2 separate regions of the Mus musculus genome follow, and region 1 is linked to region 2. The links are chromatin loops, found by intact Hi-C in ENCODE. Cell type or tissue: gastrocnemius. All regions are shown on one strand. Each heading gives the region's core, and the rest is flanking DNA. Links, peaks and the distances in the headings are about the cores only.

Region 1 (7,364 bases), core at 811-5,810, 250 kb before region 2:
TGTCCCCCAAAAGTCTGGAACAAGTCCAGCATCAGAATATATCCTCTACTTCAGGATAGTTATAAGGAATATCCTTGGAAAAGATCTTAGGCAACCTAGCTGTCCTCTAATGTGCCCTCTCTGGCTATTGTTCTGTCCCTAAAGCCTTGGGAATATGACCAAAGGAGGCACCCAGTCCCTTGTCCTTGTTCAAGAGATATAAAATGGGGGGGTTTCATCTGGTCACACCTCCAGGTGGGAGAGGGAAACCTCACCTATTGTCCTGCCCTCTGTTATGATGTCCTGTTAGGTATGATGGGGCTAGGGAGAAGTTATATCATAGTAAGGGTGGAAGAAGGGTTCTATAATCCTCTGCTTCCCTGGGAGGATCCTGGGCTCAATTTTAGAAGAAAATTCATCCACCTGAAAGGAGGCACTGAGAATCGTCATTTCCTCCTGAGAGTGAACTTCACTGGCGGAGTCCCAGAGACATAGCTTTACAAGGTCCCCTGCAACCAAGGAGTGGCCACAATCCCAAGACTTCAGTATACACACCCACAGTACCTGAGCCTTGTTCCAAGTTGCTGGTAGTTTCTGAGTATTTGTTTTTGTTCCAAATGAGCTCTAAAATTGCCCCTAAAAGTGCTTAATGGCACAAACACAATACTCAGAGCTGGATGCAATTCAGTGGTAAGAGTACTTACCTGATCTCAATGCCCAGTATTGGATGGAAAAAGTAATATTTCCTCTGAGTTTCATTGTTTGGGGATTTAGCCCATAATTTTAACTACATATTAGCTTCCTTTTTCTTTGACATATCTTCCTTTCTTTGTCTTTTGTTTTGCAGTGTTCCTACTTCCAGTTCTTCCTAAGCAGAACTAGTCACAGAATTCGTTATGGGATCACAGGTCAGTTGTATGAGCTGTTTAGGTTTTGATTGGGTTTAAATGAAGCTATAAGCCATTAAAAACAAGTATTTAGCCCTGGGTTGTTTTTTTAAGATCAACCTGCTTTGGGAAGGGTTGCTGTAAATGATTCTGTAGGAGTCCAGTGCTCCTTTCAAGCCTGTAATCATATCATTTAGTCATGTGAACCTTTAAAGTGCATCGCAATTGATGCTGTGCATGGCTAGTGCACTCTAGCCCGTGTCTCTGGGAGCACTGATGTCACTAAGAAAACTTTCTGGGGTTGGGAGACATTAAGGCCACATTTTGTTCTCTCTCATTAGAAACAATGGCCATTTCCACCCAAGAGAATAAGAGAGGCATTTTCTCCTCGATTGGTTATGAGAGGGTGTGGACAAGAACTCAATATGCACTTAGCGTTTTCTCCTCCTCTTCATTAGTGATTCTAAAGCTCCAGGACTATTTCTATCTGCTGTCCAAAATGGTTCCAGCATGAGAAGTTTTAAAAGAAAGTGAATCTCATCATTGTGAAGCTAAGAACCCTGCTTTGTACTCAGCCCTGGAGTCAGATGTGTATCTATGGAACAGATATTTGCTTTTAATGTCTTGGCTGCAGTTAACTAGTTATGCCCCCCCCTGCCCCCAGTCAAACTTTCATGGAGATTCTTGAAGTCATAAGTAGGATGAGATTTGTCTAAAGTTTAAAAACTCATTGCTTCACACCCATAAACTGGCTTAGTAGTCTCTTATTGTCTTGAAGCACGGTTGGATGCTACTTGTGCCTAATGTATATGCAGATTTTTCAGAGCAATTGTTGAAATACCCTGAGTTGACTCTGGATTGACGGCTCCTGCCATGCAACAACGGAGTCCACCCAATCGGCATTACATGCCGTGTACTGTAACTACAGCTCAAGTACCACATCTGATACTCGGCCTATTCATTCATTGATTAAATTCTAGCATACAATTATTAAACACCTACTGAATGCAAACATCCAAGTTGTCAGTTTCCAGGCATTTGAAGATGCATGGGTCATGAAGAGAAAGCCCCTGAGTTGTCTGCAGACAATTGACCTGTATAGAACCAGAGGCAGTGCTGAGAATCATCCAGTCTCTTTTTTATTTTCTAGACATTTGCCTTGAAGTGATGCTGCATGAAGAAAAGCTGCGGTGAAACAGTTTCTCTTACACAAGGTCGGAGACCAAATGGAGTTTAAGTGGGTCTTTAACTGGAAGTACGAATAAGTGCAGCACCATCAGAAAAGTTATGCAAAGGAAACTTGAAGAGACAATCCGCTCAATTTTCTAACATCAGGTCCCACTCTGTTAGCTTAAAAAAAAAAATCATTGTTTAGACGTATAAGATGGCTTCCAAGAATGTGACACACAGCTAAGTGCTCTGAAGCAGGTAGGCCCCATCAAACCTTTAACTATAAAATAGATCTCCACTCTATTCACTGCCCCATTCCATGGGCCCATATCTTGAGAAGGGTTAGCATCTGTGTGTGTGTGTGTGTGTGTGTGTGTGTGTGTGTGTGTGTGTGTGTACACACTAGGCCGTGCTCACCATCAAACTCTTGGGATCTACTTGTATTGCCCCCAATGATAAGGTTATGACATAACACCGGATTTCATGGGAGTACATAGGATTTCATGGGAGTATATAGGATTTCATGGGAGTACATAGGATTTCATGGGAGTACATAGGATTTCATGGGAGTACATAGGATTTCATGGGAGTACATAGGATTTGAACTCAGATCCTCTTGCTTCCATAGCAAATTTTCTCATCTACAGAGCCACACATCTCTCACACCCCACAGAATGAGTATTTGAATGGGGAGGGATGTGGCATAAATCTCACAATACATGTGTGTGGATCCACAAAATTACCTGGAAATCAACCTCGCCTTGACCTTTCTGACAAAAAAACAAGAAAATCTGGAAAGTGTCAGCCATCAATAAATCCAAGCTAGAAGTCAAGGCGGCAGTGAGTTCCAGAGATTGCCACCAGAGGGCAGCAGGGCACACAGACACCTTGCTTTCACCGCTCAGAGAAAAAGCCTTAGGTGGAAGTGAAGTTAGCATTGTGCTTAAGGTTCTTAAATGGATGGATCTGGAGGATATCATCTTGAGTGGGGTAACCCAATCACAAAAGAACACACATGATATGTACTCACTGGTAAGTAGATATTAGCCCAGAAACTCAGAATTCTTCTTAGAAGGGGTAACAAACGACCCATGGAAGGAGTTACAGAGACAAAGTTCAGAACAGAGTCTGAAGGGACGATCATACAGAGACTGCCCTACTTGGGGATCCATCCCATAAACAAACACCAAACCCAGACAATATGGCTGATGCCAACAAGAGCTTGCTGACAGGAGCCTAATATAGCTGTCTCCTGAGGGCCTTTGCCAGTACCTGGCAAATACAGAAGTGGATGCTCACAATCATCCATTGGATGGAGCACAAGGTCCCCAATGAAGGAGCTAGAGAAAGTAGCCAAGGATCTGAAGGGGTCTGAAGCCCCATAGGAGGAACATCAATATGAACTAACCAGTACCCCACCCCCCCCCCCCCAGAGCTCCTTGGAACTACACCACCAATCAAAGAAAACACATGGTGGGACATGTGGCTCTAGCTGCATATGTAGCAGAGGATGGCCTAGTCAGTCACCAATGGGAGGAGAGGCCCTAGGTCCTGTGAAGTTTCTATGCCCCAGTATAGGGCACTGCCAGGACTAGGAATGGGAGTGGGTGGGTTGGGGAACAGGGGAAGGGGGTAAGGGATAGGGGTTTTTCAGAGGGGAAACTAGGAAAGGGGATAACATTTGAAATGTAAATAAAGAAAATAGCTAATAGAAAAAAGAATGGAATTCATCACAGCTCAGAACCACAGTCTCCAACTCCTAACTAAGGGCCCTCCACTTCCCTCCCAGGTCTTAGGAAAGGGATATTGTGGTTGGCTTTTATGGTTTTATTCTACAATTGAAGGAGCTTCCTGGGAGGGGCCCAGAATCACTCCCACCACCACCACAAAGCATGGGATTCCCTAGTAACTCCAAGGTGTTATAACCACTTTACCTCAACCCATACTTAGAAATACAGCTCACACTTCAATCCACATCTAGCATGTTATATACCACAAAGTGCTAACTGGTAACCAGACCTGGTCTGAAATGTGGACAACAGCATGGAGGGCAGTTCTCCAATGGACACAGAGTGTTTTTATCTCCAGACACCATGGAAACCACACCCCACAGGAGTCTCAAGGGCTCTAGAGATGATACATTTCTCTAATCTCAAAGGGAAAATAACAAGACAATGAATATCCAAAGCAGTCTCCAATGCTCCTTTCCCTTCATCTTTTCTGTGCCATCCCGTCATCCCGTCACGTTTCTGTGCCATCCCGTCACATTTCTTGCTCGGCCAGCACTAACTCACCTCTGGGAGTTTTGCTGAAAATGCTCCATGAGATGACATCTGCCTTCAAATGTTGTGTGTTCAGCCTACCCTTGCATGCTGCAGGACCTGTGTGAATTCCAGACCCATGTGAGATAGAAGAAGAGACAACAGGATGCCAGAAAGCCCAAAGATGCTCTCCTCTCAAGGGCTTACTGACAGGATTCAAGGATAATGTTTTGACCAGGGCGCAGAATCTCAGAGACGATACCCAAGAAGAGCTTCCATGACACCTCTCAGCAGTCAGCCAGGTATTTATTCCCCAACCCATGCTGCAGACTCATACACATACACTGAGCACAGTTAATGGACCTCCTGGACCTTCCTTCCTGACCCTACTAGCTGGATCAGCTCAACCCTTCCTTTCAGCTCATTTTGTAGAGAAACAGCTCTCATTGCTGAGGAAAAGATATAACTCTAAAGAAAATCATCAGAGCCCCAAGGCAAGGGCAGTCTCTGGTAACAGCTGGGGCCCCCAAAGAGAAAGATGATATAAAAAGAGTTGATGGGTGTCTATGAGATACAGTGAAATGTACTGAATGCCAAAGCAAAGAAAAGAATGAACTATATCCCAACCATCTGTGTTTCAGAACAGGAGGCAATATCATCAAGCAAGCCTGGGTTTTTTACATGGAAGACTGTGTTAACAAGGGCATAATCTGCTTTTGTCTTCCAAGCTAGACATCGGACGCTGATTCTTTAAAAGGCAAAGGAGTCCACCTTGCCATCAGAAAGTGAAATAGCAAGGCCAGAATGGGAAGAGCATCCCTACCCCACTCCCACACTGAGCCTATGGGGGATGGGAGCCTGTTGTGTGGTCTCCTCTGGAGCTGTGAGTGAGGAGCCTCAGGGCAAACCAACCAGAAACTCCTAGGCAAAGCATGGAGTTGGCCACTCTGCTGTGCCCTGCTCTCACTGTTCACATCTGAGGGAGCGAGCGAGCTTTTTCAAGTGCCTCCTGGGTCAGGACGTTTGCAGTGGTGCATGGAGGCAGAGGGAACCCTGCAAAGTCACAGGCCTTAGACATCAGCTAGAGTACCAAGGGTTCTTTTGTAAAACGTAGCTGCTCTATAGGAAAAGGTGAAGAAAGTTCTTGCTTGTGGGAAAATGTGCCCCAATGCACAGGTTACTCCAGTTTTTATAGCTACGAGAGCCTGAGTTCAACAGTCAAACCCGGGAGTGAGAGAGCTGCCAAGTGCATCCCACTTACATAGCACCAAAGACCAAGAAGGACACTGCTCATGCCCAGCTGTGCCCTTGCCCCAAACACAGACCTGGGGTACTTCTTACACAGTCTGCAAAAAAGTCTCACTGCTTAGACACAGTACACAGAGAAGAACAATTGAGCCACAACTCTAATTCTCTCACATAACTTCTGTCTCTCCAGGGCCTAAGCCTTTCAAGGCTTGTAACTAGTACCTGGGTGCCAGGAGGACTCCGTAGGCTCATTAGCTACCTGTCCTGGACAGCTGTTCATGGACATCCATTACCTTAGTCCACTCTGCTGCTGCCACTCCATCCCTGGGGAGCCCTGGGACCACTTCCCTGCATTTTCCAGGCACTGACCACTCCTAAAGATGCTAGCTCTAAGGTGCATGGGCAACCACAGATGTTCACAGAAGATGCAGAGCTCCCTCACATCCCACATCCTTTTACAAATTTCTCTGGAACTTGGGAGCAAGAAAGCAAAGAGGAACACCTCTTCCTTCATGCCCCCCCCCCCCCCCCGTGCATCTAGCTATTTAATGAAGCATTTACAAGCATGCCTGCTAGCCAGCACGGTTGGGAGCTGTGCCTCAGTAGTAAATGCCAAAGCAGAGAACCTTCCTTCTCTGAAACCAGACAGTCTGTGTAGAAAAACTGACAGAAACTTCATTCTGAGAGAGTAAAGCTGGGGGTATGAAGTCCCAGTGATAGTCCAGCTAACAGCCAAATGGGAAGAGTACACATCAGAGATCCCATGACAAGCGCTTCCCGAATAAGATGTGGTGTCTTACTTGACTCTGAGTTCACCTCCAAAACCTCACTGTCTCTATTTCACAGATGACAAAACTGAGACGAAGCACTTTGCCTAAGAAGAACAAGGGCCCAACCTGGGGGTCTCCAACTCTAACCAGTCACTACTACTACTCTAAGGAGTTGCATCCTTCCTGTAATTTCCCCCAACATTCTAGATATTTCCTTCTTCAGAGGTATTAGCATTTCAATTTTTGCTCCTTGGTCCCCTGGTAAGGGCAACTTGAAAGGAGGTCGCCATGTTCCCAGCTGTCCTCCACAGGAAAGACTGGTCCAACACCACCTGGTCTAGCCTCGCTGTGGCTCAGAGCGCTGGCCTCTGTCCACTGCCTGCCCCAGGGCTTGGCCCTGCCTTGGCTTCTCTGCCCTGAGGTTGAAACTGTAGGGCCAGTATGAAGCAGACCAGCTGAACCTGGTGGAGCCCACAGCGATGGCTGCTGGTATTCACCTCTATTTTTATTCACAGAAATCTGTTCTGTATTTTATTCTGCTTTGGGGCAAGGAGAGGTCAGCTCCGTTCACCTTTGTTGTAAGACGAGAACACAGCAGGAAATGAAGTGACAGAGAAGCCAACCAGCAAGAGGGAGACCAGGCAGAACAGCGGGAAATTAAAAACCTGTGTTTAGATCAGAGCGGAGGGTGTCAGAGTGCCGCTCCAGGGGGTGGCTCCCCTGGGCTGGGTCACACAGACCCATGTGTGGCTACCACACATGACAAGTTGCACGTGCAGCCCACCAGTTTAGTGCCGGTGGCCTGACACTCACAGTGACCCATCTAGGGACCCAAGATTTGGCTGCTTTCCAGTCACCTGTGCCTTCTGGCTTCACTGGGTCACTGGAAGGAACTCTAATGGAGAGCTGAGCCCACAGCCCAGGAGTCTGCACGTCATCCACCCTTGTCTTCCTGCAGTTGCTGGGTCTGCTCTGCATGAAAAACCCTGAGGTCTTAGAAAATCAGTCAATCAAGATGGACAGTTGCTCAGAAACTCCAATCAGGCAGC
Region 2 (7,364 bases), core at 1,475-6,474:
GTAACCTGTAAAGGGGGGGGGGGTAACCCTCTCCTCCACAAGTTGCTTTCAGTCATGAAACATCATGACTAGTAACTATGTTACTAGAAGATACTATGTTACTAATAGATAATAGTAACATAACTAGAATCGTAGTAACAGAGAAGCTGCCTTGGGTCTCGGGACCATGTGACAAAGACCTCTGGGAAATCTGTCTGCAGAAGGTACCCTGATGCTGTCCCACAGAGAATGGTACACCTACAAAATTTGTTTCTTATGATACAAGCCCACATTAATTTCAGGTGAATCAAATGACTACAGAAAACATGAGCATATTATGGGACTCGGTGCACTGACAGAGCTTGTATAGGGAATTCTTTTCTTTTCTTTTTTTTTTTAATTTATATATTATATTTATATAAGTACACTGTAGCTGTTTTCAGACATACCAGAAGAGGGCATCAGATTCTATTACGGATGGTTGTGAGCCACCGTGTGGTTGCTGGGAATTGAACTCAGGACCCCTGGAAGAGCAATCAGTGATCTTAACCACTGAGCCATCTCTCCAGCCCAGGGAGTTATTTTCTAAGTACTCTTACATTGTCGAAACCACTAAGAGTCATATTCACAACTAGAATTTAGTTGTAAAATTTTAAGCCATAGCCAGGCAGTGGTGGTGCACACCTTTAATCTCAGCACTTGGGAGGCAGAGGCAGGCAGATTTCTGAGTTTGAGGACAGCCTGCTCTACAGAGTGAGTTCCGGGACAGTCAGGGCTACACAGAGAAACCCTGTCTCAAAAAAAAAAAAAAAAAAAAAAAAGTCTTGAACCATGCATATAAAATATTCTAAGTACAGAGATGATTTTAACTAAATGATCACACTCAACACTACCATCTCAGGGAACACTGATATCGTGGTTTCTCCTCACACCAATGATGGGCTCTTTCAACATAGTGTTCCCCAGGATGCTATACCCCAAACCCATGCTCCCCAACAATACAGTCCTGGGGGCTCTGCTGCATTGTTGGTGGTCGTGTCTGGCATTAAGTCAGAGGTGATTTTTGTTGCTTTTTAAAAACAACCTGTCTCCTCCTTCTCTCCCTTTCCCTCTTCCTCTTTCCCTTTCCCCCTCCCTCCCCTCCTTCCCTCCTCTCTCTTCTCTTCTCTTCTCTTCTCTTCTCTTCTCTTCTCTTCTCTTCTCTTCTCTTCTTCTTCTTCTTCTTCTTCTTCTTCTTCTTCTTCTTCTTCTTCTTCTTCTTCCTCCTCCTCCTCCTCCTCCTCCTCCTCCTCCTCCTCCTCCTCCTCCTCCTCCTTCTTCTTCTTCTCTCTCTCTCTCTCTCTCTCTCTCTCTCTCTCTCTCTCTCTCTCTCTCTCTCCTCTGTCAGGATCATGAATTCTTCTATAAAACATACACCGTCCAGCTCCTCTGCTTCAGAATCATGTTCCATCAGATCTCAGATTCTTACATCCTGAACACACATTGGCTCCAAACACATGTTTGTGTCTCATGCTCACAAGATGGCTGTCTTCATCTCCAACATTAAAGCTCTTTTCAGGTAGAAGAAGACATAAATTTTCTCCTGGTAATGCAACATACCCCTCTCCCCACCCCCCAGGACTTTTTTTAAGACTTATTTTTAGAGATGGGAATGGTGGTGCTCTCCTTTGCAGAGACAGGTAGGTCTCTATGAGTTCAAGGCCAGTCTAGTCTACAAAGCAAGTTCTAGGAAAGCCAGGGCTACACAGAAGGTGGAGGAGGAGGAGGAGGAGGAGGAGGAGGAGGAGGAGGAGGAGGAGAAAGAGAAGGAGAAGGAGAAGGAGAAGAAGAAGAAGAAGAAGAAGAAGAAGAAGAAGAAGAAGAAGAAGAAGAAACTTGTCTCAAAAAGCCAAAAAAACAAAACAAAACAAAACTTTATTTTTATTTGTGTTTGTGTAAATGTACTCTCTCTCTCTCTCTCTCTCTCTCTCTCTCTCTCTCTCTCTCTCTCTCTCTCTCTGTGTGTGTGTGTGTGTGTGTGTGTGTGTGTGTGTGTGTGCGCAGCGGGTGACTCCCGACCTCCAGCGCCTGTCGTGCATTTTGTTCTGCTCCATTGCTTTCACCACTCTGCGGCTGTGACTCTGTTAGACCCATTTCTTCACAGAGAAAGCTAGAGCAAGAACATTCACTTTTTCATTTCTTAGGTCTGGTACCAACTCCTCCTGGCAGTTCTTTGTACCCCCCTCCCTACCCCATGCTCTTACTCATATGCCCTTCATCTCCAGGGTGTCCTCATGTCCCCAGAGCCTGCGTTCTCATTGAAATCTCCAACTATCCTCAAGTGGTCAGTGAACACCGCTGGACAAAGCCGAGTCTCCTTCTGCAGCCCCAGGCCTGAGCTGTGCCTGTGAGCACTGGCTGGATGACCAACAAGATGGTGGGGCCGCCCACTTTATCACATGAGGATGAGCGGACTCCTTGAGCTAATGAGTTAATGGACAGAGATAGCGAGCAGCTCCTCAGACAGCCCACCCCACACGAAACAAAGGGGGTGCCAGCAGGCTAGGCCAGCATTTAGACATCCCCCTGCAGAGTCTGAGTGGCCTCAGCGCTGCAGTCTGACTCCCTCTGGGAGAAGCCGTGTGGAGTGGTCCTCCCAGGGTGAGCCGGGAGGGAGGACAACCCTGTGCAGCATGGTCTTTGTTACCACCGCCTTAGCCATGGCGTTGAGCAGGAAGCACACAATATCAGATTCAGATTCCACATTCCAGGTATTGCACACAATTATGCACTGGAGCCTGTGGGACCCATGGAAGCAGAAAATGGAATTGCTATCAAGGAAGCGGGTCACTTCCACAGGAATCCTGGGGTACTCTTGACAGGCACCAGGTGTGCTGAATTTCCTGTGGTGCACAGGACAAGCCCAAGTCACCGGGAAGCCCAGCTCATTAGCTCACAAGGTATTGGTGGCAGGCATGCTAGCAGTCTGGGGTTTCCTGGCAAGTCCCCATTATGGTTTCTGCTTTCCTAAACCCCCTCAAAATATCTCTTCAGGACTCTCATGCAGGATGTGTCACCTGGAAAGACTATCTCCTTTCCACCTAGGACCCCACACCCAAGTCTCACATCCCCAGGTCCTGAGCAGAGAGATTCAATGGCCTCTATATCCCAGGTCCTGAAACCTTTCTTGTCCAAAACAGACTGATCATTTTACCACCTCAGGCTCCTCCAGATGTCCAGCCACTCACACGAGCCAAACCATAGCAACATCTTTTTAAACTTTTACATTCGCACACTCACACACATCGAGGGGACAAGGCCTCGTATGCCCTCAGGCTGCCTCCGTCTCAGACTCTCTGGAGTGGAAGATGACCTTGAACTTCTGCAGCCCTCCTGAGTGCTGGGCTTCTGGCCATGGATTTTCATGGTACTGGCGTGAAACGCAGGCCCTCGTGTGTGGCCGGCAAGCACAGTGAGAGCGGAGCTGCCGCTCAGCCACACAGCAGCATCCCGACTCCTCTGCTCATGCTCATGAAAAGCCCCATCTCCTGCGGCTCTCACGCCCGCTCCCTATTCTGCACCTCAGCAGCCTTCGCCGTCTCCCCCATTCTGGGCTCCTGTGCATTTCCACACCACTGCACACGGCTCGGCTGTTCAGGAGGGTCCTCTGTGCACACTTTATTTCCTGTCTGGTGACCACTGTCAGTGCAAAGGCTAAGCTCAAACACACCGAGTACTTCATGCCCTGACTCCTGCTTTCCTCCGCTGCTAGACCCTACTGACTCCTTCCTTGTCGGGAACATTCCTAGTTTGCCAATTCTTATTTCTCTAGGAAACTGCTCCTTCGCACCGCCCTTTCTGACTCCATTTCGTTTTGCAATGGAAAAGAGAAGGAAGAAGAGGAGGAGGGAGGGAGAGGAGGAGGAGGAGGAGGAAGGGGATAGAAGGGAAGGGTGGAAAAAGGAGAGGGGGTTAGGATGGGACAGGAGGGGAGGCTCCATTAAATCTCTGTGTTAATGCCTATGAGGTGGCTCAGTGAGTAAAATAACATTCTATACAAGCCTGATCCCCTAAATTCTATCCGCACCTCAGAATCTGTGGTGCAAGGAGAGATCCAGCTCCCGAAAGTTGTCCTTGATCTCACAAGTGCAGAGTTAACTGCACACACACACACACATGCACACACACATAAACACACATGCACATATACACACACATGCACACACATACATGCACACACATGCACGCACACACACACAGGCACACACATGCACACACACATGCACACACACACATGCACACACACGCGCACACACATGCATACATACATACACACATGTGCACACACACACATGCACACATACACACACTCGTGCACACACACACATGCACACATACATACACACACACATGAACATACACACATACACGCACACACACGGGGTGGGGGGAGAGGGAGAGAGAGAGTAGTAAATGGTAGTAATAATTATAAGTTTAACATTTAAAACACCTATTATTGTCACCTTTTCTCTAGACAAATCCAAAACGCCGCCAACAGGGTGCATGAGTGTATATGTTTCAAGAGGCAAAGTTTGAAGTCATTTTCAAACTTTTAAAATTGACTGTGGGATTACATCACTGAAGCAGAGGATAATGGTTTGAGTGTGCTGAGATGCTACCTAGAGAGCATGGCATGGAGCCTGCAAGATGACTCAAGTTAAAATAATTTCTTGCAAACCTGACCTCCAGATTCCAATCCCTACAAGCCATGGAAATGTGGAAGGAGAGAATCAACTCCACAGAGCTGTCTTTCGACCTCTATACACTCTCCATGCACACACACACACTAAAACGGGAACATAATATGTCCCTTAGGTGCTTTTGGTGTGGCCCAGCATCTGCAGCTACTTATCACTGGAGAGAGCAAAGGACAGACAGCAGTTTGTACCTGTCACCTGGCCCTGGTTTCAGTCTCCTGAGCCACGGGCAGAAGACAGGAAACAGCAGGTATGGTCTCTCTCATTCTCCTGGGGTAGAGAGTTGAGCCCATTCCCAGGTGGTCCACTCAGTCAGAGACATACAGAGTAAAATGTCCAAGACCTCCTCCTCAATGCAAAGCAAGCCAGGCCAAGGCCAAGAGTACCTTTGAAGGGAGGGAGAGAGGGACAGAGAGGGAGAGAGAGGGAGAGAGAGACAGAGAGGGAGAGACAGAGTCAGAGACAGAAAGAAGAGATGGACAGGAAACCTTAGGAGAAGAGCCCGAAAGAGAGGGTTGTTTTCAATGACAGCCCACAAGCCTGAAGGGACAGAGTCCCAAAGGGGAAGACTCCTGTTGACTGAGTGATTGACTGCATAAGTGGAAATGACCCCAGGGAGAGAAAAGAGTGCTTTTGTAGCTAGCCTGGAGAGAAGCCTGAAAACTAGCGGCTGGATTCCTGTACCATTAGAGGTTAAGTCAGTACTAGGATTAAATGGCATGAGGTGCCAGGCTTAAGAGGTGGCTATGGGGGACCTAGGGAGGGATGAGCAGCAGGGATGACCTCTCTACTCCGAGGCCACAGACACTGCGATGTGCACATCCGCTGCCACCAGGGGGCGGGCAAGGGCTGAGGAGACGGCGCTGCGCCGGAGCGGGGCGGGGCGGGGACGCAGCGACGCCCAGGACGCCAGATCCCGTGACCGTCCGCCCGCCCGCAGCCGACATGCAGTCCCCGGCGGTGCTCCGCACCTCCAGGTGAGCCAGACCCCCAACATGCATGATCCAGACGTCCCAGCAGCTGACGGTTTATCCCGCTGCACCGCACACTATCCTGCTGGCGTGCTGGCGCGCCGTCTAGAGTCCCCGTTTTACAGACAAGGAAACTGAGGCCCCCTAAAGGATCCAAGCACTCACCCACGTCTCCAGAAAAGCCTGGGATTGGCGAGATAGCGCTGGCTGGGACAGGGCCCAGCTTCCTGTCCCTGCGTATGGGGGGAGGGGGGCATTTCTTCCGGTCCCCCAAACATTTCTGCGCTAGCTGTGTGAATAGCTCGATGCTAAGCACCAGGGACGAGGTGAATAAAACAAGGTGTCCCTGGAGGTGATACCCGCACCAAAATGACTGGTGCTGCGGGAGGGGGCGTGTTAAGTTCAGTTGGCAGGGCAGCACACTGCTGCTGTTGAACCCCAACTACGCAGAACTAAGACCCTGGCAGTTATTGCTGGAGAGAGCGCAGGAGCTTCCTCAAAGGGGTCAGAGCAGTGCGCATCCACCCAGGGCCATACTCACAGCTAGGGTGAGGCTTGGAAAGGCTTGTGGGCAGGGTGGATGTCCTACTCCTTCCTCGATTTTTAAGTAACTCTGAAATGATGAACTTTAAGGATAATCGTATACTCTGCCTTTATTCCCCGAATACAAACTCTAGCCAAGATGGGCAAACGGGTGCTTTACCCAACACAAGTTCATTTGTATTCCCAGCTCCCTGGTTAGAAAAGTATGGTTCCGGACGTAAGCCCTGATCTTGAAAGCTGCTTGCTCTCCTTGGTGTGGTGAGGCCGCAGGCCACATCCCCATTAAAAGAGATGTTCCTATGACCCTGTGAGTCGTTCCCTTTCACAGAGCCTCAGTTTCCCTTCCTGTAGAGAAAGGTTCCATCTAGAGAGATAGGAGGACAGGAGCAGTAAATGTCCCTGTGGGCCACCAGACTGTGACTGTGAGTTTGGTGCTGGTGCCTAGAAAGGGTAGTGGTGGCTTCCCTTGGTGCTAGCATGCCCCCGAGTGTTAGCAGGCATAGTGTGCTGCTGATGGTGAGGGTGGACGAGTCGTGCCCTGTCCACCATTCTGATAGTCACAGCAGACCCAAGGAGCTTGCCTTTGAGGAGCACAGCCACCTAAGTAAGCATTGAAGTGGCCCTGCACCCAAGATCAGCTGGAGTTTCCAGCCTCCTCCTGCGCGGCATCTCTGGGCTTCATGCAGTATCCATCCAGCAGGTGTTTTCTCGGGATCCCTTCGATGCTAGACACCGGTCCAGGTTCTAGGATACAGTAGTGAGGCTTTGGAGGGAATGGGTGGGCAGCGAGAAAACGTAAGCTATGTCGAGGGTAGTAAATGCTGAGAAGGAAGCTGAATGATGGGGAGGGAGGTCAGGTGACAGACATGAGTTTTATACGATGTGGTCAAGGGATATCTTTCGGAGAGATGGCAGGCGAACAAGCTCTTGAGAAGTCTCACAGTGGAAAGGACTATAGGAAGGAGAGCTTGCAGTGTGTGCTCAGCAGGAAAGACAGAAAATCCAAAGGCCGTGTGCTGATGTGGAGGGAGCGTGGAGAGAGTGAGGTGGCCTGCAATGGAGAAAGGCCATGAGGTTTCATTCTGAGTGCGGTGGGAAACATAGGCAGCCTGGCCATGGGAGCAAGGGGACAGAG

Evidence for each region. Peaks named below come from ENCODE experiments on the same cell type or tissue, not always from the same donor. Only the 100,000 strongest peaks of a DNase experiment are listed, where the experiment ranks them.
Region 1: it touches region 2 in a loop (12-fold over the local background); 29 of 42 quality-filtered maps call a loop at or near these places.

Annotation. Positions count from the first base shown.
Region 1 is chr12:8,056,873-8,064,236 of GRCm38, forward strand. The region is part of intron 2 of Gm33037 (a long non-coding RNA gene); the gene reads right to left. Among named protein-coding and RNA genes, the nearest start is that of Apob, 83 kb to the left of the region's middle. In gastrocnemius, for the core only: a CTCF peak has its summit at 2,893 (motif pointing right); a DNase peak (open chromatin) is centred at 2,896.
Region 2 is chr12:8,307,806-8,315,169 of GRCm38, forward strand. Hs1bp3 (HCLS1 binding protein 3) reads left to right here and starts at 5,628. Exons shown (of 7, transcript NM_021429.3): 1 at 5,628-5,692. The coding sequence starts at 5,661. In gastrocnemius, for the core only: no CTCF peak of the experiment used is centred there; DNase peaks (open chromatin) are centred at 3,443 and 5,586; H3K4me3 peaks cover 1,184 bases; H3K27ac peaks cover 1,049 bases.